Linked DNA regions of Homo sapiens: region 2 is linked to region 1. Evidence: chromatin loops called from intact Hi-C (ENCODE). Cell type or tissue: endothelial cell of umbilical vein. All regions are shown on one strand. Links, peaks and the distances in the headings refer to the core of each region. The heading gives the core; the rest is flanking DNA.

What was found. A loop is a pair of places that touch in the nucleus more often than their neighbours do. Peaks named below come from ENCODE experiments on the same cell type or tissue, not always from the same donor. Only the 100,000 strongest peaks of a DNase experiment are listed, where the experiment ranks them.
Region 2: it touches region 1 in a loop (5-fold over the local background); 4 of 110 quality-filtered maps call a loop at or near these places.

The regions. Positions count from the first base shown.
Region 1 is chr5:127,807,407-127,818,624 of GRCh38, reverse strand. All of the region lies in intron 5 of CCDC192 (coiled-coil domain containing 192), which reads right to left. Among named protein-coding and RNA genes, the nearest start is that of CCDC192, 110 kb to the right of the region's middle. In endothelial cell of umbilical vein, for the core only: no CTCF peak of the experiment used is centred there; a DNase peak (open chromatin) is centred at 4,824; H3K27ac peaks cover 2,251 bases.
Region 2 is chr5:127,858,529-127,869,746 of GRCh38, reverse strand. All of the region lies in intron 5 of CCDC192 (coiled-coil domain containing 192), which reads right to left. Among named protein-coding and RNA genes, the nearest start is that of CCDC192, 160 kb to the right of the region's middle. In endothelial cell of umbilical vein, for the core only: no CTCF peak of the experiment used is centred there; DNase peaks (open chromatin) are centred at 5,926 and 6,286; H3K27ac peaks cover 2,929 bases.

The sequences.
Region 1 (11,218 bases), core at 2,311-7,310:
GGATGGTTCCTCTGAATTCTCATAGTAATTTTTGACAGCCACGATCATTCCACTTGTCATAATGTGCTATAAGACCTATGTATGGGGTCTCTATGTAATCTCTTCTTGATAGCAGTAATTCCAAACTTTGGTTGCACATTAGAATGACTTGAGGAAATGTTAAAAGTCCCCATGTCTTGTTTGTACTCCAAATCAATAGAATTTTGGATGTCTAGGAGTAGAACCCAGGATTCGTTTTTTAAAAAAAATGTTTCCCAGTTGACTTCAATGGTGGCCAAGGTTGAAAACCTCTGCATTAGATGACAAAGTCCTAGAGACTCAGTCTTTAGTATGTCAACCCAATGCATAAGACTGATGTTAAAATTTTGCTAAATTAATGGATTTATATATTCAAATTCAAGTATTTTAGACTCTTATCAAGTGACATTAAGAGGTAGCAATTTATTTATTCCAGAGTGCAAGCAGGTTATAAGCAAAAAAATATGTAAATATCATGTTGATTAAAAATCACTACGCCCATTGATTTTAGAGCAGTGATTTGGGAAAAAGCTATGCTGGGTTTTTTCATATACTTTATTCTGAAGACTCTTCTGATAGTAATTTGTACTATTTTTACGGATATTTTCTAAAGCAAGGTCATGAACTTTGAAGAATTGTGGATTTGTATGACTACTTCTACAATGTCATAGCTTAGGAGATTTACACATGTAAGGACTAGATGCAATGTTTCTAAAAGCGTGGTTCAGAGATCAGCTGCATCCAAATAAAAATACATGTTTCCAGCCCTCATCCTAGATATGCATTTAGATTCTTTGGGAAATAATTCAAGAATCTGTTTTCATTTTTATTTTTTATTGAGATATAGCAGTCATCCTTTTAAAGTGTACAATTCAGCAATATTAGTATATTCACAAAGTTGTGCAACTATCACTACGGAGTCCAGAACATTTCATAAATACAAAAATAAATTCATATCCATTAGCAGTCACTCCCTCACTCCTTATCCATCTCACCCCCTCAGGCCAATGGCAACCAGTACCTATTCTGGACATTTTCAATCAATGGAATCTTACAATATGTGGAGTTTTGTTTTTGGCTTCTTTCACTTAACACAGTATTTTCAATGTTTGTCCATGTTGTAGTATGAACCAGAATTCCTTTTTATGGATAAATAATATTCCATTAGTTGAATATTTTACATTTTGTTTATCCATTCATCAATTGCTGGACATTTGAGTTGTTACCAGTTTTTTGCTATTGTAAATAATGTTGCCATGAACATTTTTGTGCAAGCTTTTGTGTGGACATATTTCCATTCTCTGCAGTATATACCTAGGAACAGAACTGCTGGGTCATATTTTAACTCTTCTACCTGTATTTTAAATAGGGCTTTCAGGTGAACCTAAGACTCACTAAATTTGAGAATCACTTTATTAGGGTGTCACTATTTCCTCCAAGGCACTGTACCTGTAAGCCACCAACTGCCAACAGGTGTGACATTGCACCCGGTAATAGGTGGAAAAGAAAGACTATCACAGCATCCAATCAATTATGATTCATAAGAAAAATGTTAACAATATGAATAACTAATAATATCACATTATCACCTTTGTTTGACAAATTTAAATCCAGATATATTGAAGGACAAGGTTTAAAGAAACAAATAGCATGGAATAAGTCAATCATTAAGAACTCTAATATTTTTCCAGCCTACAGTTGAACTTGCCTTGATTTTCTTTTATCTGAGACCCACAAACTTACTGGGTGTGATGGAACTATAGCATTCTTTTTGCCTGCCAACCATCTTTGAACACTTTTCCTAAGCTTGGTTATTTCCCCACCTTGAGACCTCACTTTCTCAAAGCAGAAGCCTCCCTCGCATCCTCAGTGCAAGGCTTGAAACATTTATGCCAGAATTCAGATAAGAATAGCTGCTATGTGCCCTCTGTTCACAGCAGAAACACCCTGTTTAGAAGCAAAAGTTCTAGTGGAGGCTTCCAGTGCACAGAGCCAGAGGTACCAGCTAGAACTATACAGCAGTGGGAAGCTACCTGGGGAAGTTCTGTGGTGTGATTTGACCATTGTTTCAGCTTCCATTTCCAAATCTGGTTCTCTGGCTCTCCTGGAGAGTGAGAGTTAGCCATGGCCTTCACTTAATACCTATTCTGCTTAAACTGGTATTTCTGTAAAACAAGAACATGACTGATATCACAGGACTCTACCTTAGAAGCCCCACTAAAGCTAAACTAAGTACAAGCTTATCCCAAATTTGCTTATTAGCTTTAGGGTCCTAGCAAATCTCTGTCTGCCTCCTTTGCAGAAAATCCCCCCTTTTCATGGTTCAATGAGCAAATTCCCTCTAAAAAGCTTTACTGATGCAATTTGAACCCTTTGTAATGTTTAATGCTAATTATAAAATATTTATCCACACAACAGTATGTTGATTTCTAAGTCACTCTCTCCAGAACACTAACTCCAAATCATGATTTCTTTGCCAAGTCCATCATAAGCCCCTCCCCTCCTCATTACTTTTCTCTAACACATATTAATGTATCTCAACTTCTTTAAAGTACATTGTCTAATAGCTTTATCTAACCAATGATGGATGAAACCTTTTAGAGACAAAATATGTGATTTTTGTACTTTTTATATACATACTGTATATTTAATAACACCTGATCCCAAATATAATCAGTCATGGATTTTGACAAATTCTCTTTCTTGTACATCTCTCTCTTTTATTTTTATTTTTTTTTTCAGACAGAGTCTCGCTCTGTTGCCCAGGCTGGAGTGCAATGGTGCAACCTACTCTCACTGCAAGCTCCGCCTCCCAGGTTCATGCCATTCTCCTGCCTCAGCCTCCTGAGGAGCTGGGACTACAGGTGCCCGCCACCATGCCTGGCTAATTTTTTTGTATTTTTAGTAGAGACGGGATTTCACTTGTTAGCCAGGATGGTTTTGATCTCCTGACCTCGTGACCCACCCGTCTCAGCCTCCCAAAGTGCTGGGATTACAGGTGTGAGCCGCCATAGCCAGCCCATACATCTCTCTTTAAAGAAACTCCTTAGACTCCTGTGGGCAATCTGGAAGGCTTAGAGAAGATTGTTTCTGTGAAGCTGAAGGTAGATTCCATGCAGGAACTCTGTGAATTTATAGAAATCATGTAAAACCTGATTTTCCCCACCCCCTATCATCCCCAAATGTGCCAATGGACAGACCCAGCCTCAAGATTCCAGGTTTTCAGTCTCTTTGATCACTTGCTCCTAAATGAAATCCAGCAAGAGAGAGGAAGAATTTTACTTGCTGTTCTGACGTTTCACCATCTTCCTCAGATTTAGTTTGCTCTGCTATGCGGGAGTCAACAGAAAATGGCACACAAATATCCATCGACTCTTTCTAAAATATGTTAAAGTTGATGTGTACAATAGCTCCCAGGTCACACAGTCTATTAATACACCACACAGATCTGAAAATATGCCCATGAACCTACAGTTTCAGATAGAGAAACACCAGCCTAGAGTCTTACTACTGAGCATTTTTAAGGCTACACATGGTCATTGCTGAAAGAGAGAGATCCTTCTGTCATAATATTTATTCATGAGAGGTGCAAAGAATTATATTTTGAGGCCAGAAATTTTCCCAACACATACTGTCTTGAAAATAAAAATAAAAAAAACCCATCAGAGAAAACTAATTAAAAAATATTTTTAAAAATTCGCCATACTGAAGATGTTGAAAACAACTGTTTACCCTCAACAATGTTTAAGACAACACAGGTACGTAGGACATGAATGGGAGAACAGTGGGAGCTGTGCAGCTAGAATTTCATTGGCACAAATTTCCAAACATGTCAGACTTGAAACTAACCAGCAAGGGATTGCTTTGCTGGAAAGTCATTCTAAAGTCTAAATTCTTATTCTAAGATCCAGGGCTGAAAGGCAAAGTAAATTCCTCGGGCAACACAGTTTTGGAGAAGTCATAGAAAGATCTCCCAAAATGTTACTGAGTCTTTTCCCAACTAAGCTTTTAGCTATTCCAATTAACTAAAAACTACACATTTATAAGCATTAAACATGCTACTGTTTAGGCTAAAATCTCAACCCTCCATTTCCATTCAGTGAAGCTTTTATCCACAACAATCACTTTAACTCAACATGGCAGCCTTGCAAGGGTTACCATGGCAGAGTTCTTTGGTTACTTTGGTTACCTCCTGAGCTCCACACTCTGGGGAAGTGTGTTTTATGCGGGAAAGAGCATTGAGGGGGAAACATGCCCATGGGCTCAAACTGGACATAACTTGTTTTTAATGCTTAATGCAAACATTTAGCTGTATTCTTATTAGCAATTCCACAAAGAAGAATAACGCCTCCTATTCTGATTTCCGACTATTCCCTCTACTGAACTTCTAGTCTCACTGTTCACATTGTTCCTGCTCCCACTCCTGCCCTTACTGCCGTCTGCATTCTCCCCTACTCCTGAAGCAGCCTCCCTGTTTGACCCTCCAAACCTCCTCCTGCTTTTCCTTTTAATCCTTCCTCTAAACCAGTTCTTCTGTGAGGACAGACAATAGCAATTCACAACCAAGGCTCCCTGCACCCACTAAGCCTGAAGGATGAGAAACTGGCTTGTGAGGATCAGTAAAAATAGTTGAAGAATGAATAATTAATAACTATTTATTTTGGTTTTACATTCCTTTGCCTCTTCTTGGATTTTGTGATTTACTGGTATCCTTTCTATGAGAAGCTCAGGTCCTTCTTAGTTCCTATAACACAATATTGTCATGAGTTTTTAATGGAAAAAGTTTAAGAAGTGTAGAGTTACTATTTTAGTTTTTCTTTGTTTTTTAAGATGATTCATATTTAAACCATTTGTGGACTCTGACCTGGCTATCCTTGCAGAAATCACATCTGCTTGAACAAGTCTGTCTGAATCATTTTTTTAAATATGGTCACTGAGTATTGTTACAGATTCTGAGACTATGACAAAACTTTTCAGTCATAAAGGCTCAAGCAAACTCTTCCAGGTCGCTTTTTACTCTCTGTAGTCTCCCAGTGGGATTTATGTCAGCCCTCAGTAAATGGCACATAAAAGAAAGGGAAGAGATTGGGCAAAACATAGAATTATTTATATTTGAAACACTACAAATGATAAAAAACTGCAGATGAGCAGTTACTTAAATTTTAAATAAAATTTAAAGCTAGAAACAATTTCCTTTTTTATTTTGCAAAAGAGGGTATTGATATCCTCAATGATTTTTAGGAAACTATACAAAAATTTACTTGTTTAAATTTTCAAAAATTCTGAGTTTTTTCATTCAATTTCCTTGAGGGTGCTTCTAGAGGAATTCCTGACAAGAGAATTTGAGAGTGGAAAGGCTAAAGCAGAAAAAGAACAACATAATGAAATAGGGACAGTTTAAGTCCCATCCTGGGCCCCCGCAATGAGGAAGGTGAACAGTAACGTCAAAAGGGCCTCATGGAAAGGTGTGTGCCATCAGGCCCTTCTCCGCCCTGCACGGGCTCCCACTCTAAAGGGACACAAATGTCTCCAGGAACATGCATCCAAAAATGGATGTCAAAGAAACGGTAAAATCAGCTGCATTTGATTTAGCACTGAGCACAGGAAATATGCATCATAAAAATTCCCAGTTGGGGCATTTGGTTATGGGGTCAAGCAAGAGTTAGAGATAAACAGGTAGGAGGGCATTCTCCAGGAAGCTGAGAAAGTAAAGGTTAGGGCAGCAAAGGTGGAGGAAAAAGAGTGTGGTCAGAATTGCCTTGAAACATCAAAGATTGTCTTTTTCAGTTGCAAAACTCGTAGGCAGTAGTTTTCCATTCCCCATGGCATTGACCTCTGCCTAAAGCAATCACTGTGTTCTTACTCAAGTGAAGGTGAGCAGAAACGCCCCGTACTAATTCCTCCTTTGGCAGAAACAAAACAGTCTCCTACATGCTCTCCTCGTGCACAGAAAGAATGAGTGAGTAATATCTTGGGCTCAACAGGGACATGTATTTTTTTTGAAGACAGTGAAATAATTAAGAGTTAAAATCAATAAAATGGAATTTGGTACCAAAAAATATATGCTTTTAAACACTTAGATAAATGTCAAAGCATATGTAGCAAATGAGGGTCAGGACAAGGCAACAATAGCAGCAGCACCGATGCACTGATAATCACCATCAACATTAATGAGGGCTGGCTATATCCCAGGACCACTTTCAGCTCTTCACCAGTGTCATCCCATTTAATTCTCACAATAATCCTGTTGAGGTAGGTTCTACCATTATTCCATTTTACAGATAATCACGATGCTGAACATTCAGAGCATTCTCTCACAAAGAATGTGGTTAAAACTTACCACTGAGCAAAACATGGAAATGTATGCTGGTTTTGTTGTTTTATTTTTTTGTTTTGTTTTATTGTTTAGCAAGCACTTACATAAAATTGATTGTGTTGTAGGTACCAGTCTAAGGATTTTATAAAAATTAACACATTTAACCCTCATGACAAATCGGTGAGCTAGATACATTTAGTATCCCCATTTTGCAGTCGTGGAAATTAAGCCTCAGGATCAAGCAATCTACTCAGACACTCAGCTAGTAACTGGTAGAGCTGGGCTCTAAACCAAAGCAGTCTGTCTTGAATGTTCAGAGGGGAAAATGTTCTATACATGCAGTTTATACTCAAGAATTTCTTAAATATTTAGTCAACTCATCCAATTTACTGGGGCAGGGAGCAGTGTGTATGGAGGGTGTGTATAGTGTGAGGAAAGGCTGGGGAGAGGAGAGACAGGCATTTATTGAGTCTCCCTTTTCTTCTCAGACCTTGCCAATGACTCTATCACGTATCATGATTATTGGTGTAGGTACTCACATTTCCTCTTATGTATGTTACCACCTGGTAAATCTGATGATAATAAACTTATCACTGGGGAGTAAAAGATATCTAACAGGTGAAAGAGTAGGCAAAGTCAATTTCAGTGCTAAGAACTAATGCTTACAGCTTTGATTTTATTTTACCTAATAATTTTAGTATTTCTTCACATTCGCGAACAAAATAAATAAAAATATATCACATTTTGACTCAACTATCTAAGCACATATTTCTGTCTAAGCATTTCTGTTTAAGCCTTCCTATCTAAGCATTACTAAGTACACAACCCTCTAAAAAAAATCCCTTAAGTTTCAAGTAAGTTCAGCCTTAAAACATTAACTTCCTCATAAAGAGGAATTGCTGCTACTACATTACCAACACTACCCCCAACTCCTATGCAAGGAGAGGAAATTAACTTTTGTGGTAGAGTTTGAGCATCTGGAAAGCCTTTGGTTGGGAAACCTGGTCTCATTAATAAAACAACCTGAAAATGCCCCAACAAGGGAGGGAATGGAGATTGGTGCTTTGAAAAAGAAAAGGAAGTAGAAAAACCTAAGGGGAGGAAGTTGCTTCAGAATTTAGAGCAGATTAAGTATTGGGGGTTCTTAAGACAGCAGAGAGCGTACTCCACTTGTACACAGGTCCTTTGGGTAATAAGACCTGAAATAGGCAATTATATGTAAAGAGGCCTGATGCTGAGTGTTGTATATAGACCAGGAGCTGCCATAAACCCTCTGTTAAAGCTTAGCACTGAATAAAAAGAGCCACAAGGCTCTGAATGGGCCCATAGGCATGGACATGGAGCAGAGGGAAGGAAAGTCACAACCCACTAGAAGTTAGTGGCCCCAACTTTTGGCAAGTAAAGTTACTGGGGTACTTCTGCAAATCCCAGGAGGGAGAGAGGACCACCCTTCCTCCCAAATGACCGAAACTGAACTTTCTGCTAACACATGACACATGGAGCCTGAGTCAGATTTGATTTTATAAGAAACTGCCCTGTGAAGCTTATTACTGTGTTTACTGTCAGGTTATTAGTGAGGACATTTATTATTCTATTAGGTAGTATGCCTTCCTGCACCAGTAATGTTGCTGCTTCCATTGAGTGCTGGGCTTGATTTTATTCCATGGATGCGCTTTTGTTTTTATAAATGATTATTTTGACCATCAGAAAGACTACAGCCAACTTTTGCCTTACCTCTAACAAGTGAGTATTTTATGTTAGGGCTGCTTAACAAAAATCCATATTCCCCTCTCCTTTCTGGGTATACAGCTAGACTACCCTTTTTAGCATTCCTTGTAATTAATGTGGTCTCATGACTGAGTTCTAACCAATGCACCACTTCCACGTATGACCAGTTAGAAGTTTTCCAAGCCCACACCTCAACAATCTCTTCTTTTTTGGCCAATTGGGATAGAGATGACCCCAAAATGACCTTGGATCCTACATGCTGAGCACAGCAGAGGCTCCAACAGTTTTTATCACAGAATGACACTAAATAACAATGAATGGGCAGAGTCTGCCCACCAGCAAGTCCCACAATGGACTGTTATTTGAATGAGAAAGAAATGAACTTCTATTGTGGTAAGCACTGAAATTCTGGGATCTATGTGTTACAAAAGCTAGCATTATCTAACTAGCAAACTTAAAGTGGCTGAAACAACCACCACAATACCTAATTCTCCTTCACTTATTCCTGGCCTTTTTTGGAGAACATCTTTCAAATTGTAGAACAGATGTAAGAAAATAGCAGCCTGAATGTAAAATCCAGTGTAAGGCTCATATTTAGGCTATGAATAAATGTATTTTGTTTGCCACACAGAGCAATCTGTTTTATTCAAATCAGTTGAAAACATTTACAAATGAGAAGATTTCACACCAAAAATCTGGATTTTCATTGTCTGAAAAATTAGTGATCTTGGGCTTTATTCTCCTTTTTATGTGAGTCAGGCACCCTCCAGACCCATATGACTGGTTCTGACCATCTTCCCTCTTCTACATTACTTACTTGGCCTTCGACTGCAGTAGACTTTGCCAGCTGGATTATCATAAATAGCTGGGGATTAAAACTATATGCAATACTAGCTAGCCTAGAATTACAATAAGGAAAGATTAACTATTTACATGTTATGTCCTTGGCTTCTTTTGATGGAAATTACAGAAACAGCCAAATAAAACCAATTATTACATTTGCTGGTCTGATATGTTCATGAGTGTTCCCCTCACTATGTCTTTCAATATTCCCTATATGAAATTCAACATAGAATCTCATTTTAGGCTTAACTCAACAGAAATGAATGGTAGCATCCCCCCCAACACACTAATTATTTATTTGATCATTTTCCTTGATCTGCCTTTGGCTGTTAGAAAGATAAAAGCCATATTTATGTTTCAGCTATATTGCATGGGAAGTTAGAACTCACATATGTGTATTCTATTTTTTTTCCTGATATTTCTATTTTATTCAAATATATATTCTCAATTATGGCTCTTTAAGTGCTTTTTAAAAATACAACTATTTCACACATTTGCATCTTATTAACAATCTCAGATCCTTTTTGAACTTAGACTATAAATAAATAAATATGGTTAAATTAAACATTATAGTTAATATTTAATGACAGTGTAAAATTGTATCAAGAGAACAGCAAAAGTTTAACATTCATAAAGTAACAGGCTGTATCCCCTTGAGATGCAAATTTTTATTTGATTTTCTTTCTTTTTGAAAATAAGATAAAATTACAAATAAATCTCTTAGTATCTTTTTTGGACGATTTGCTATAGAGAGACACACTTAACTGCTGTTACTTTGCTCATTTTTAAAAATCAACATTAAATCCAGGTATATGGCATTTATACATTCTCTCACTTACTCCATTCTCATTCATTGAACAAGGTATTTACTGAGCACCTCCTGTGTGTCAAGAACTGTATATGAATAAAGCCAAGTCCCAGAACCTGGGGAACTCAACTAATGGAGTAGAATAAAGGCAAAAAAGAGATCCATGGAATATGCACAAGGAGAGGTTGGCTTCTTACTGAGAAGTCAAGAAAGGCTTGCCCTTTAGGGGAGATGAGTGCCAGTTGTTGAAAGTAAGTAGTGGATGGAGCAGAGGGAAAGACTCACTCTGCAAAGGGATGGAGGCCTGAACCTAGAGGAATTCTTAGTGAATTCCAAGTCCTCAAACGAGCACCATCACTGGGTGTCAACTAGCAGTAGAAGGTAGCGGGAGAGTATCAGGAGACCTATGGGCAGCCACTGAGGGTTTTAAGTGAGAATTATGTAACTGAATCCACAGTCCATGAAACTGACTCTGGAAGAACCACTTAGGGTCAATATGGATCTGACTACTTCCCTTAGGATTCATTGATTTACTTTGAGACTGTACATTTCAGAAAGGATTTAGTGTAGCTTGAAAAAAAAGGTAGATATACTAAGTGAGAAGCCACTAAAATAAGAACTCAAAAGATGTGATAAAGAGAATTTAAGGGCAGAGAAGTAAAATGGGGCAAGAGGGAAGGTTCACACAATTCATGCCCTAACATAAAATACTCATTTGTTAGAGGTAAGGCGAAAGTTGGCTGTAGTCTTTCTGATGGTCAAAATAACCATTTATAAAAACAAAAATGCATCCATGGAATAAAATCAAGCCCAGCGCTCAGTGGAAGCAGCAACATTACTGGTGCAGGAAGGCATACTACCTAATAGAATAATAAATGTCCTCAATAATAACCTGACAGTAAACACAGTAATAAGCTTCACAGGGCAGTTTCTTATAAAATCCTCCCACAGTACGTCATGAACATCAGACTACCCCCTCCTGCCTGCCATTCAATAAAGTAGCTCTAGGGCACCTTGCTGAAGTCTAGGAATGTGGCTCTCTGCTGATCTCACTTAATTCAGGAAGGATTTTAAGTTACATATCTGAAAATAAGGACTATATTTAGATAGTCCTGCTTCTTTTCACCTAAGCTTTTTAAAGCTAAGCATTGAGCTCAAATATCGACTCCTGATCAGCCCAGGAGTGGAGTGAAGCACAGAGCTCTCTGGTTGAAATGGCCAGCTGGGTTAGGGGTAGAACAGAAATCTTTTGGAAATGATTTTCTTGATATTTCTTGAATTGAAGAACTACCCACATTCATTTATCCACTCATCCTTTGATTGACTGAAGGACTGATTGAACAACTGATTGACTGAACAAATACTTAATTGACAATCTAGTACTCAGAAGGCACAGTGAACTAGACCCAGGCTCTACCCCCAAGAAGCTTATAATCTAATGGTGGATAAAGAAAGAAACAGACAATTAAATGACAAGCAGATAGCTTTGGGAAAGGCTTAAGAAG
Region 2 (11,218 bases), core at 3,485-8,484, 50 kb before region 1:
ACTCACTATAAGGGAAGAGTTTGCCTATAGTTGGAGGAAAGTCTCAGTTTTTTCCCTCTGTAGGATAAATAAATAGTTATTAGATACAGAAGTGGCATTTGACAATAGATGTTCTGCTTTCCAGGATGCCTGTATAAGTGTTTATTTAAGAGAAACTTCAAATTAATACAAGATAAAGGGATAACCTTACACTTGGGATGAATTCCAGTGATAAGATAGAACTTTCTAATAGTAGAGTTGTCCAAAAATTGGAATGTTTTGCCCTAAAATATGGCACTGTTCCCTCCCCTGCATGTGGTAGACAGGCCATTGCTGGGAGTGTTCCAGAGAGGTGCTAACAGTTATTGGCCACCTACAATATGCCAGGCATCATTCTGAGAACTTTATATGTACTAGCTTATTTTATTTTATTTTATTTTTTTGAGATGGAGTTTTGCTCTTATTGCCCAGGGTGGAACGCAGTGGTGTAATCTCAGCTCGCTGCAACCTCCACCTCCCGGGTTCAAGTGATTCTCCTGCCTCAACCTCCCAAGTAGCTGGGACTACAGGCACGTGCCACCAGGCACAGCTAATTTTTTGTATTTTTAGTAGAGATGGGGTTTCACCATGTTGGCCAGGCTGCTCTCGAACTCCTGACCTCAGATGATCCACCTGCCTCGGCCTCCCAAAGTGCTGCGATTACAGGCATGAGCCAGCGTGCCCGGCCTCATTTCATTTTTGTAGCAAGCCAATGAAAGAGAAGTATTATAAATCCTATTTTTAGGTGCAAATACTGAGACACAGAAAAGTTTTAAGTATCTTGCCCAAAGTGACATGGTGAGTCACAATTTAAATCTCTGCGGTCTATCTCCAGATTTTGCCTTCTATCACTATGCTGTGCATGCCTCAGTGTCTTACCCAGTGTCCTACATTGTGGGGAGTTTTGATAAGATGGCATTTCAGATTCTCTCTTTTTTTTTTTGACAGAGTCTCACTCTGTGACTATGGGCGCCCACCGCCACGCCCAGCAAATTTTTGTATTTTTTGGTAGAGACTGGGTTTCGTCATGTTGACCAGACTGGTTTCGAACTTCTGACCTCAAGTGATCTGCCTGCCTTGGCCTCCCCAATTGCAGGGATTACAGGCATTAGCCATCACACCTGGCCAAGGCATTTCAGATTCTATAAATCTATTTTAAAGCAAGGGAAAGCAGTGTCTAACCTCTGACCATGAAGTCTTATAGACATGGACTTCACCACTGAGTATGAATTAGAGTCAGATGGAATCATCAAATCTTGGATGACACAGAATTGGATGCCCTCTTAGAGGACAAACTGTCCAGCGTTTTGAAGATGGAGAAGTAGAAACAGAGAAAATGAAATAATTTACCAAATTCATTAATATAAAGCTCCAAGAAGCAAAACTCAGAGCCAGATTTTCTGATTCCTTGTCTTATTGCCCCCTTCTCTGACCCCATATTATGCTGCTCCTTGGCCATAAGAACTGAAGAGCAATGGGATGGCTACGTCATGGGAATCTGCAGTGGGACCTAAGATTTTTTAAGTGTAAGGTTCCAGTATCAGAAGTAGCGGGACTTTTTGGCAGGCAGCCTTCACTTAAACCCCCTTTACAGAGAGCCAGGGAAGACTGGGCTCTGGCCCCTTTATGTAGTATACATAGACAGGGAGAAACGTCCAGGAAGTTGATAGAACGGTCTAGGCAACTAAGATCTCGCCAACTTGAAAAAAAAAAAAAAAAGAAAAAGAAAAGCTGGATCAATGTCTACTAGCAAACCTGTTTTCACAGAGCATTATGCTATATGCCATATTCCAACCCATTTCTGAGATTAAGGAGGTTCTACTTGCAGGTTCTTTTCTTTGGGTAATGCTGCCAAATCTTTTTACCCAGTAAACATCAATGAAGTTGATAATCAAGATTTTTGAGAAAGAAAGAAGCTATCATACAATAAATAATTTTTCATATTACCAGCTGAGCATAGCAAAGAAAAAACTGAGAGCTCAAGCAGGTCATGTGAAAAGAAAATGTAGACCAAGGAGGAGATCTGGTAAAGCAAGATCTCCTTGGTCTTACAATCTCAAATCACACCCTGAGAACAGACAGAGAAGTGCACTGTCACACCTCGCAGTGCCTGGCAGGAAGCTGTTTTCCAGTCCAATTCCCCTTGGGGACAGAAAGTGCCCAAAGGGCCAAAGCTACATATGAAGCAATTTCAGTTTCTTAGCCCCACCTCTACAGTTGTTGGTATAGTATCATTGGCAAACATCTGTAAGAAGTGACGTGGGTAGAAGAGCACAGAAACCAGAGAGGATCGAATTTACAAGTGGTGGAAAAGAATTCCCATACCTGCTTAGTGAAAGTGCTGCTAAGCTCTTCTAACATGATTACAAAAATAATGAAGAGCAATAACTTTATAATCGGTCAGATACTTTGCTTTTTCTGTGTCCAGCACTCCCTTTGAACTTGACTGAAGCTGTCTTCCAGAAGAAAATTAATAGCTATTGGCCATCTGTGACTTATCTGGGATCAGAAAGCACAGGCATGTGTTCAAGGACCGGAAAATTGAGGTATTGAAGTACCAAGGTACTTAATTCACCTTTAGAGTTTTTGGTGTAGTAAGGAAAACCTAATTAAATTAACTTTCCCAATGAATATTCTTCTCCTTTACAAACCCCACTCTGCCCCGAAGGCAGTGAAATTTCATGTGATACAGGTTCAGTGAAGTACAAGAGCTGGCCTTAAAACAACTTACAAAAGATAAAGAAACCAAAGTAGAGAAAAGGAAAATTATCATAAGAGGAGAAATGATGCTTATAACAGCATGAAATAGCTTCACACACTGTACAGGAGAAATTAGAGAAAACAGCCAAGTGGGAGGTTTTCTGTGATATGTATTATTTTCCCATAAAATACAATATTTTTTTAAAAACTGCAGCTTTCTTGTGGCAGAGTTAATTTAGACATTTATAGAAGAAATGTCTACGTTTAATGTGAAATGGACGTGATCTCATATAAACATGTTTTCCGTGTTAAAAGCAAAGGAGTATGTAGGTGAATGTTTTGAAAATTGCTGAGTTGCATGGTATTAGTTAATAATGTTACTGATATTAATACTTTAGAATCTTTATTCTTTATAAGTAAAACTTCTGAGAAAGTAATTGTTGGCAATGAATCATGTGAGCACATGACTTTACAGTATTATCTGTAAGTTGAATATTATATAGCTGCAATTAAATGAGTCAGTTCTCTAATTTTTCCATTGCTTTCATCTAGTATGTGTCTGGAAACAAACAAAAAATGGTTTTGTAGAGGCAAGAATCTCAAGCTAAGTTTTTTCCTAAGAAAATGTAAAATTTTCCACTGACTTCATTAGAAGCAATGTGTGATAGTTAATTTGACTAAGGGCATTTAAACGCATATGGAGAAATTACCAAAAATTAAAGCATCAAACTTGGCTCCTAGCTCAAGATGTGGTTTTCCTTTTTGACTCTTTTACTTGAAAGGTAATATTCCCTAGAATATCAAACTGACTGGGCAATGTAAGAAGTTAGAATAAGTTGATGAAGCAGAGATTTTTTTTCCTTGGGGTACTCATAACCACGTAGCATTGCTGAGCTGCAGAACTGATGCTAAATGGTCTGCACATGCTGAGAACAACTACTTTTATCTAGAACCGCAGATAGCGTTCAACAGTTTGGTTGTTATTCCTACCCTGAAAGCTCTCTGTTCTTGATTTTCCTCTTCTCAGTTATCTGTTGTAACACAGGGAGCACGGTATATAAAAAAAAGCTCAGAGGGGACAGCAAATGCCACTACAATTCTATCCTGTTCTTTATTTAGAGAAACCAAGTTCCTCAGGGTACTATAGGCACAAAGCAAAGAAAGGAGTTGATCTGCAAATAAATTACAAATGTGATCTTGACAACGATAGATATAACCCAGTGATCAAAGCTGAACTACCTTCAAGTTCATTTGCCTGATAGCTACAAGACAAGGTCACTTTGGGGGTCTCACTGCAAACATATTTTATAGTCCCTCCCAATTCTGTCCACATTCATACAATTTTATAAATGTGTACTGAAGATATCTGATCTAGTATGGATGACACTGTAGTCTTTGTCGATTTGATGATAAGAAAACCATGTTTCCAATACTGAAACAAAATCACTCCTTGTTTTTCTGAGTTAAAACCTTAGAGTCTAACAGTCTGACAATCATTAGCTTAACCTCTCCCTTCAGCTTTCCTGAAGCACCTGTCCTTGACCACTAGGGCAACCTACACCCCAAACCTTGAAAGGTGATGGAAAAAATAGCAATAGTCTGCTACAGCTGAAAACTTCTTTACTTAAAGGTGTCAGTCCTGCTCTGTGGAAGTAGTTGAGCACCTGGGGAAATGGTCTGAACTTCAAGCAGTATTTGCACTCTAAATCAAGTTTAATTTCTCATACTCAACATTTCAGCTGTGATTTTAGTTACTTTTTTTGTTTTATCCTTCTCCCCTATTTAGAGAAGCTTTTTGTTCATGTTATGAAGCCATGTTTCATAGGTGGAGAGACAAGAATATTTAGATTTATATATAGTTATTTATTTATTTTTTTAATTTGAGTCGGCATCTCGCTCTGTCGCCCAGGCTGGAGTGCAGTGTCGTGATCTCCGGTCACTGCAACCTCCGCCTCCCGGGTTGAAGCAATTCTCCTGCCTCAGCCTCCCAAGTAGCTGGGACTACAGGCACGTGCCACCACGCCTGGCCAATTTTTTGTATTTTTAATAGAGACGGGGTTTCACCATGTTAGCCAGGATGGCCTCAATCTCCTGACCTCGTGATCCGCCCACCTTGGCCTCCCAAAGTGCTGGGGTTACAGGCGTGAACCACCATGCCCAGCCATTATATATAGTTATTTTTAATAGTCCTTAGAACATAAGTTTAATTTCAGAGTGTGATGTTGCAAGTGAATTGGGTTATATGTATGCAAGGTTAGGTTGCCAAGACATGACCCAATAAAAGAAGCACTTGATACTTGTAAATAGCATGTAAACAGAGAGAGAGGGAAAGGTGTGGTGGTGATGTGAACTTTTACTATGGAGATATTAGTAAGTTTCATATTGCATATTTTAACAAGCCTAAACAAATGTCCTTGCTCTAAAACAAATCATCACATACAGATTATTCTTTGGTTTTGTTGGATTCAAGGACTATCTTGTTAATTTACTCACCAGCAAGATGTCTTAACTAATTCCATTACAAATCTAGCACAGAAAAGACAGCACATGAAGCTGAACTCCCAAGCAAGGATCTTTAAGTAGATCTCAATATCCTATCTGGTAGCCCTCTAAGCCTGTTTCCATCAACACATGCTCATTTCTGGGAGATATGCACGGATAGCAGGTAGGGAGGGAACTTGTGGATTTGGCTTAAAACCACTTGCCTCATCTCCCACTAGTGACTTGTGGTGTCACAACTTCCCAGAGTCTGAGAATGTAAAATTTAGGAATAATCATATGAGTTGTTAATAAAGAGGAGTTTGAGGATTTCCCAATGTAGATAAATGGTGAGTTTCCTGCTATGGTCCTGACCCAGAAAACTCAAGTGAGTCATATTTAATCAGTTATGTTTTGAACTCAAACTTTCTGATCATCCTTTGTAATAGTGGGAGCGACAATGACCTGAAACAAGACCACTCAGATATGAAAATGTTTGGTGCCCAGAAATACATCCTTGGTACACCCTGGATTGACTCTGATTTTTTCTAGGTAAGAGTGAGGCTGACCCAAGGCCAGCCAAGCTTCTGTAAAACTAAAGCTCAGGAGATGCACAACAAATACATATATTTTGACTGTTTAAAAGAACAAACAGATGAATAATATGCTCCTTAATTTTGCTCAGTTTTTATGCGTCAAAGTTGAAAGTGACCTCTACTTGCTCTAATTTCCGTTTTATAGTGCCTTATCTAAACTAACAATGTCAGTTACTCTGAGTCACAAAGGAATTTGACTTTTCAACTCGAAGACTTTTTTTTCTTTTTAATTGTGATTTTAAAGTGCATAACATAAAATGTACCATGTTAATTTTAACCGTTTCTAAGTGTACAGTTCGGTAGTATTACATATAGGCACATTGTTGTGCAACCAATTTCCAGAAAGTTTTCATCTTGCAAAACTGTCCAATACCCATAGACAACAACTACCTGTTTCTTCCTCCTTCCAGCCTCTGGCAACTAAAATTCTAGTCTCTAGTTCTGTGTATTTGACTCTTCTAGGTACCTCATATAAGTGGAATCACACAGTATTTATTTTGAGATTGACTTATTTAACTTGGCATGATGTCCTCATTATAATTTACTCTCCAGCAAGGCATCTTCTCTAACTCCATTACAAATCTAGCACTTTATTTATGTTGTACTATGTGTCAGCATTTCCTTCCTGTTTAAAGCTGAATACTATTCCATGGTATGTATACATATTGTTTATTCATTCATCCATGGATAAACACTTGGGTTGTTTCCAGCCCTTGGTTACTGTGCAGAAGACATTTCTTGAGGTAGTGATCATGGTAGCACAATAATTACAATACTTGCCTTTTCCAAATTAACTGAAACTTTTTACCTTTTAATTATAAATTTCATTCTCTCTTTTCAAAAATACTTACTTTTTGTTTTTGTTGCCAAAGAGGCACATAGGCCTTAAAGTGGGAAGACATTTTGAAGCCATCTCAGATCTTATTATATGGTTCTGGTAGTACAATTTCTATCACAGATTTGTAAGTTAAGCTTTCCTTTTGTGTCTCACTTAGAGCCTTCCTCCTTTTTTTTTTTTTTTTTTTTAAATAAAGGAACAGTCTATGCTACTGTCACTGTGACTTACAATGCTTTTATTGGGAAATGCAAAACCTCCATGACAGATAGAGCCAGGCCTGAAGTCATCAAGCAGACATCACTCAAAGCATTAGTATAAGAAATAGGAAAACTCAATGCATTAGTATAAGAAATAGGAAACCTTATGATAAATATTCAGGGGCTGTTAGAAAAGAAATTACCATCAGATAAGCTAATTAAGTGGTGAACTTCTTTCAATCTTCTACTCTTTTGAAAAAGAGGTGCTAAGGTTTCCCCTATTGTTCTATAGTTTGGGATTTGCACATCAGATCTATCTGAAGAGTTTCTTAAAAATACGCATGCTCTAGATTCTCTCTAATCCTACTCAGTCAGAGTTTGGGGAAGTTTGGGCATGAGACTGTAATTTGGCTTTTAGGCTTTCTGGTTGGTTCTGATATATACAACTATAAAGATCAACTGTCAACTGAAAGAGTATCTTAGGTAACAGCCAGGTGCTGGCCACAAAAGCTGTGAGAGTCCTTGTGGGCATGTGTATGCTTGTATCCATGAGGGCACTGAGGCCAGCATGAATGTTTTGGGGGAAGTAGAGATGGCAGTAACTCCAGAATGTTGCAGATGGGGAGGTTCCCATGAGAACTTGGTCCATGTAACATGCCTGCCATTTTTCTGTAGAAGGCCAGTTTCAGCTTGAGAGAGAAAGAGATTTGTTGAAGCAAAGGAATTGCAGGTTTTTGAAATTATAAATATTGCAGTGCAGTTAAGGAATTTGTGGAGTATAGCAGCTTCCTTTCTTAGCGTAGATATGAAGAAATAGTAATCAAAGTATCAAACTGCACCAAGTCATTCAATGCTCCAGCACTCCCTCTGTCTCTGACTTGGAGAAAAAAAACCCAGTCCTTCTGGTTCTTATTTCCCACTCACAACTCCCTTAAAACTCATTGCAGATCAAAACAACTAAAAATGTTTCCATACCTGTTTTCACGCTCAGTACATTTTTCAGTTATTTCAATGACTTTCATAGGCTTCAAAGAAATCTAGCAGGAAAAAATCTAAGTCCTTTTCCTAACTCCATCAACAGCAGAGTAATCTGAGGCAAGTGCCTTGATGTTCACTTTCTCCAAATGCCAAATGGGATTTTTTAAATCACCTCAGGGTTTACATACACATGAATTAACTCATATGGTTTAAATGCTTTGAGCGTCAAATGTTCAAAGTGAGGTGTGGAACAGAGAGAATAAAAAGAATAAAAAAAAATTTTTTTTTGAGAAGGAGTCTCGCTTTGTCGCCAGGTTGGAGTGTAGTGTCACAGTCTCAGCTCACCGCAACCTCCACCTCTCAGGTTCAAGAAATTCTCGTGCCTCAGCCTCCCGAGTAGCTGGGATTACAGGCGCCTGTCATCATGCCTGGCTAATTTTTGTATTTTCAGTAAAGACGGGGCTTTGCTATGTTGGCTGGGCTGGTCTCGAACTCCTGATCTCAGGTGATCTGCCCACCTCGGCCTCCAAAACTGCTGGGATTACAGGCATGAGCCACTGTGCCCGGCCAGGCATTTTTTTTTTTTTTAGCTTAAAATTACAGTTTATTTTTATTTCAAAAACTACCCAAGATGGGCCAGGCACGGTGGCTCATGCCTATAATCCCAGCACTTTGGGAGGCCGAGGCAGGCGGATCACCTGAGGTCAGGAGTTCAAAACCAGCCTGACCAACATGGAGAAACCCCATCTCTACTAAAAATACAAAATTAGCTGGGCATGGTGGCACATGCCTGTAATCCCAGCTACTTGGGAGGCTGAGGAAGGAGAATTGCTTGAACCCGAAAGGTGAAGGTTGTAGTGAGCCAAGATTGCGCCATTGCATTCCAGGCTGGGCAGCAAGAGCAAAACTCTGTCCACAAAAAAAGAAAAAAAAAGTAACCCATGCTTCTTAAAATGCTTTAAATCCTTTCTAATCCCTGTGTCTACTTAACACACAAATACACATGCTATAAAAGAAAGCGAAAACTGGTCATTTTTGTGGTATAAAATATCTCAGGGATTTTGGCTGGCTAACCTAATTTTTGTCTATTATGGGGGAAAAAGTCTTATGGGATCTTGAAGTATTCTGTTATTCTAACGTATGAAAAGAAGGAATCTTGATGTGTTATCTGAAAAGGCTTAATGGGAAGTATAGTTACTAGACAGACTTTGATTATTTGCATGCTTTCTGTTTATTCTTTCTGTCCCAAACTGGCATCACACTGTACATATTTTTAAGGAAAGAAATATTGCATCTAGTCACTTCTCTATTACTTTGCTCAATAGCTCTCTTTATTTCTTGGTGGGACTTTTATTGCTATCTTTTATGATAGAGTAAGTGGGAGAAAACCTATAAATTAAACAAGGAAAGTTCTACTAGAAGTGGTATTTAACCTGGGAATGTCAAGTGGGCATTTAGCAAGAATTGAACATTTCTGTTGGACTGATCCCAATTTTCCAAGTACATAACCTACTAAAAAACTTTTTAGCTTAAGACTTGCATGTTTTTCTCACCGGGTTAAACTTTCCAAAGCAGAGAAAATTTTAAGAGAGGATACAGCTCATTAGAAAGAGCTTGTTTTTCTGCGATTCTCAATAATTTAGTTCTATTCAACAAACATTTATGGAGTATGTACTATATGCCAGACTGTAAGCCAGATGCTGGGTAAATAAAGCAAAAGGAAATAAGCATAATCCCTTTCTTTTGGAGCTTTTGTCTTGTGGGGGAAATAGATATATAATAAATTTTCAATATAATGTTTTGTGACAGGCTTTATGTAGGGTGATCTGGGAGCGCAGAGGTGAGACTGGGGTTCAAGGAAGGTTTACTAGAGGAGATATTACCTGAGCTGAGTCTTGAAGTACTAAGAAGTTAGGCAGGTTAGGAAGAAAGGGGTACAAGGAGGAAGTCATTCCAGTACGCACAAAACTGGAGGTTGATAAATAGCATTGTCTAGGTAAGGAACCACATGAGATAAAAAGAAGGCAAAAAGACTTGGTCATGAAAAAGAATCAAGTAAGAATGTAAACAACTATAATAATGGAAATACATATGTGTAAAACCATAGAATAGACATAGCCGACAAGAGACTTAGTAAATTGGTAGATGATGTGGGGAAAATTGTGAGAATCCACAGAAATGAAGAGATGAAAAATATGGAAGGACATTTAAGAGACATGGAGTAGAGAAGGGAATCTTCGATAAAATCTAATGTGCTTTCCAGAGAAAAAGAAGAGAGAATGGGAGAGCAGCTATTTTTGAAGTAAAAATGGTGGGCAAATTTTTGGAAATGAAGGAAGGCACAGTTCCCCAGATTTAAAAATTACACTGAGTTCTGGTTTAAAAACAAAAAAAAACCTTTAAAATGAACATCCTGGGTCCTGTTCCTAGAGATTGATTCACCAGAGCTGAGGTGGAACTTAAGTTATCTGTATTTGGGAGAAACTTCCTAGGTGATTCTGTTGCACAGCCAGATTCCAGAATCCTAGAAGTAGTTCTCCAACATAAGGACACATAAGAATCAGAAGGGGAACTAATTAAAATACAGATTCCTGTGTCTGACCATAGAGACATTAGACTGGAGAAGACCCTCTCAGAAAGTTGAGTTAAATATTAACAAACATGTTTTATTATTTAATAAATACTGACAAAACATGTTTGTTAATATTTAAGAAAAGAATTAAAGGTAAGCTATAAATCATAGCTTATTCTACAATTTAGAGTTTGTCTACATAAACATCTCAGGCACAAAATAACTAATGGATTTCTCCTCAAAGGGATAGATCTTTCTTCACAGTAAGGAAAAAGGCAGTTGGGAACATTAGTAGTCACAAGAATATAAGCTCCATGAGGACATTGGCAGTGTTTGTGAACAGACAAATGTTCCAGGTAGAGCTTCATGATTCATTTTTTAATTTAGTACATCTATACTCAACACAATTTTTATGTGACAGTGTTTTTTTTTATAAGCACACAAAAGTGTCAAATAATTTGAGCCCCTTGATGATGATTTAATGTGACTTTATTGTACTGTTTTTCTTGCCTTATGAAATATTAGCTGGCTCCTTTTTTCTGAATACAGCTGCAAATTGTGTACTTGATTTTGTCCCTTTCTTCCATTTTTCTAGCTGTGCAATGGTCATATGAGTTCACACAGTGACTGGGCCTTGCTTCTCTTTGTTCTTTGTAAGTTGGTGCTATGACTGGGTAAATGCCTCATGCAGCGATGTATGAAGCCATTATTTGTTTATCGCAGACAAACTTAGCAACCCAGGGAATACTGGGATAAGCAAGACAATCATAGTCTCTGGCTTTATGGTATTTAGAGTCTAGTTATGGAAACAGACTTAAAATAATCACACAGATGCAGTCAG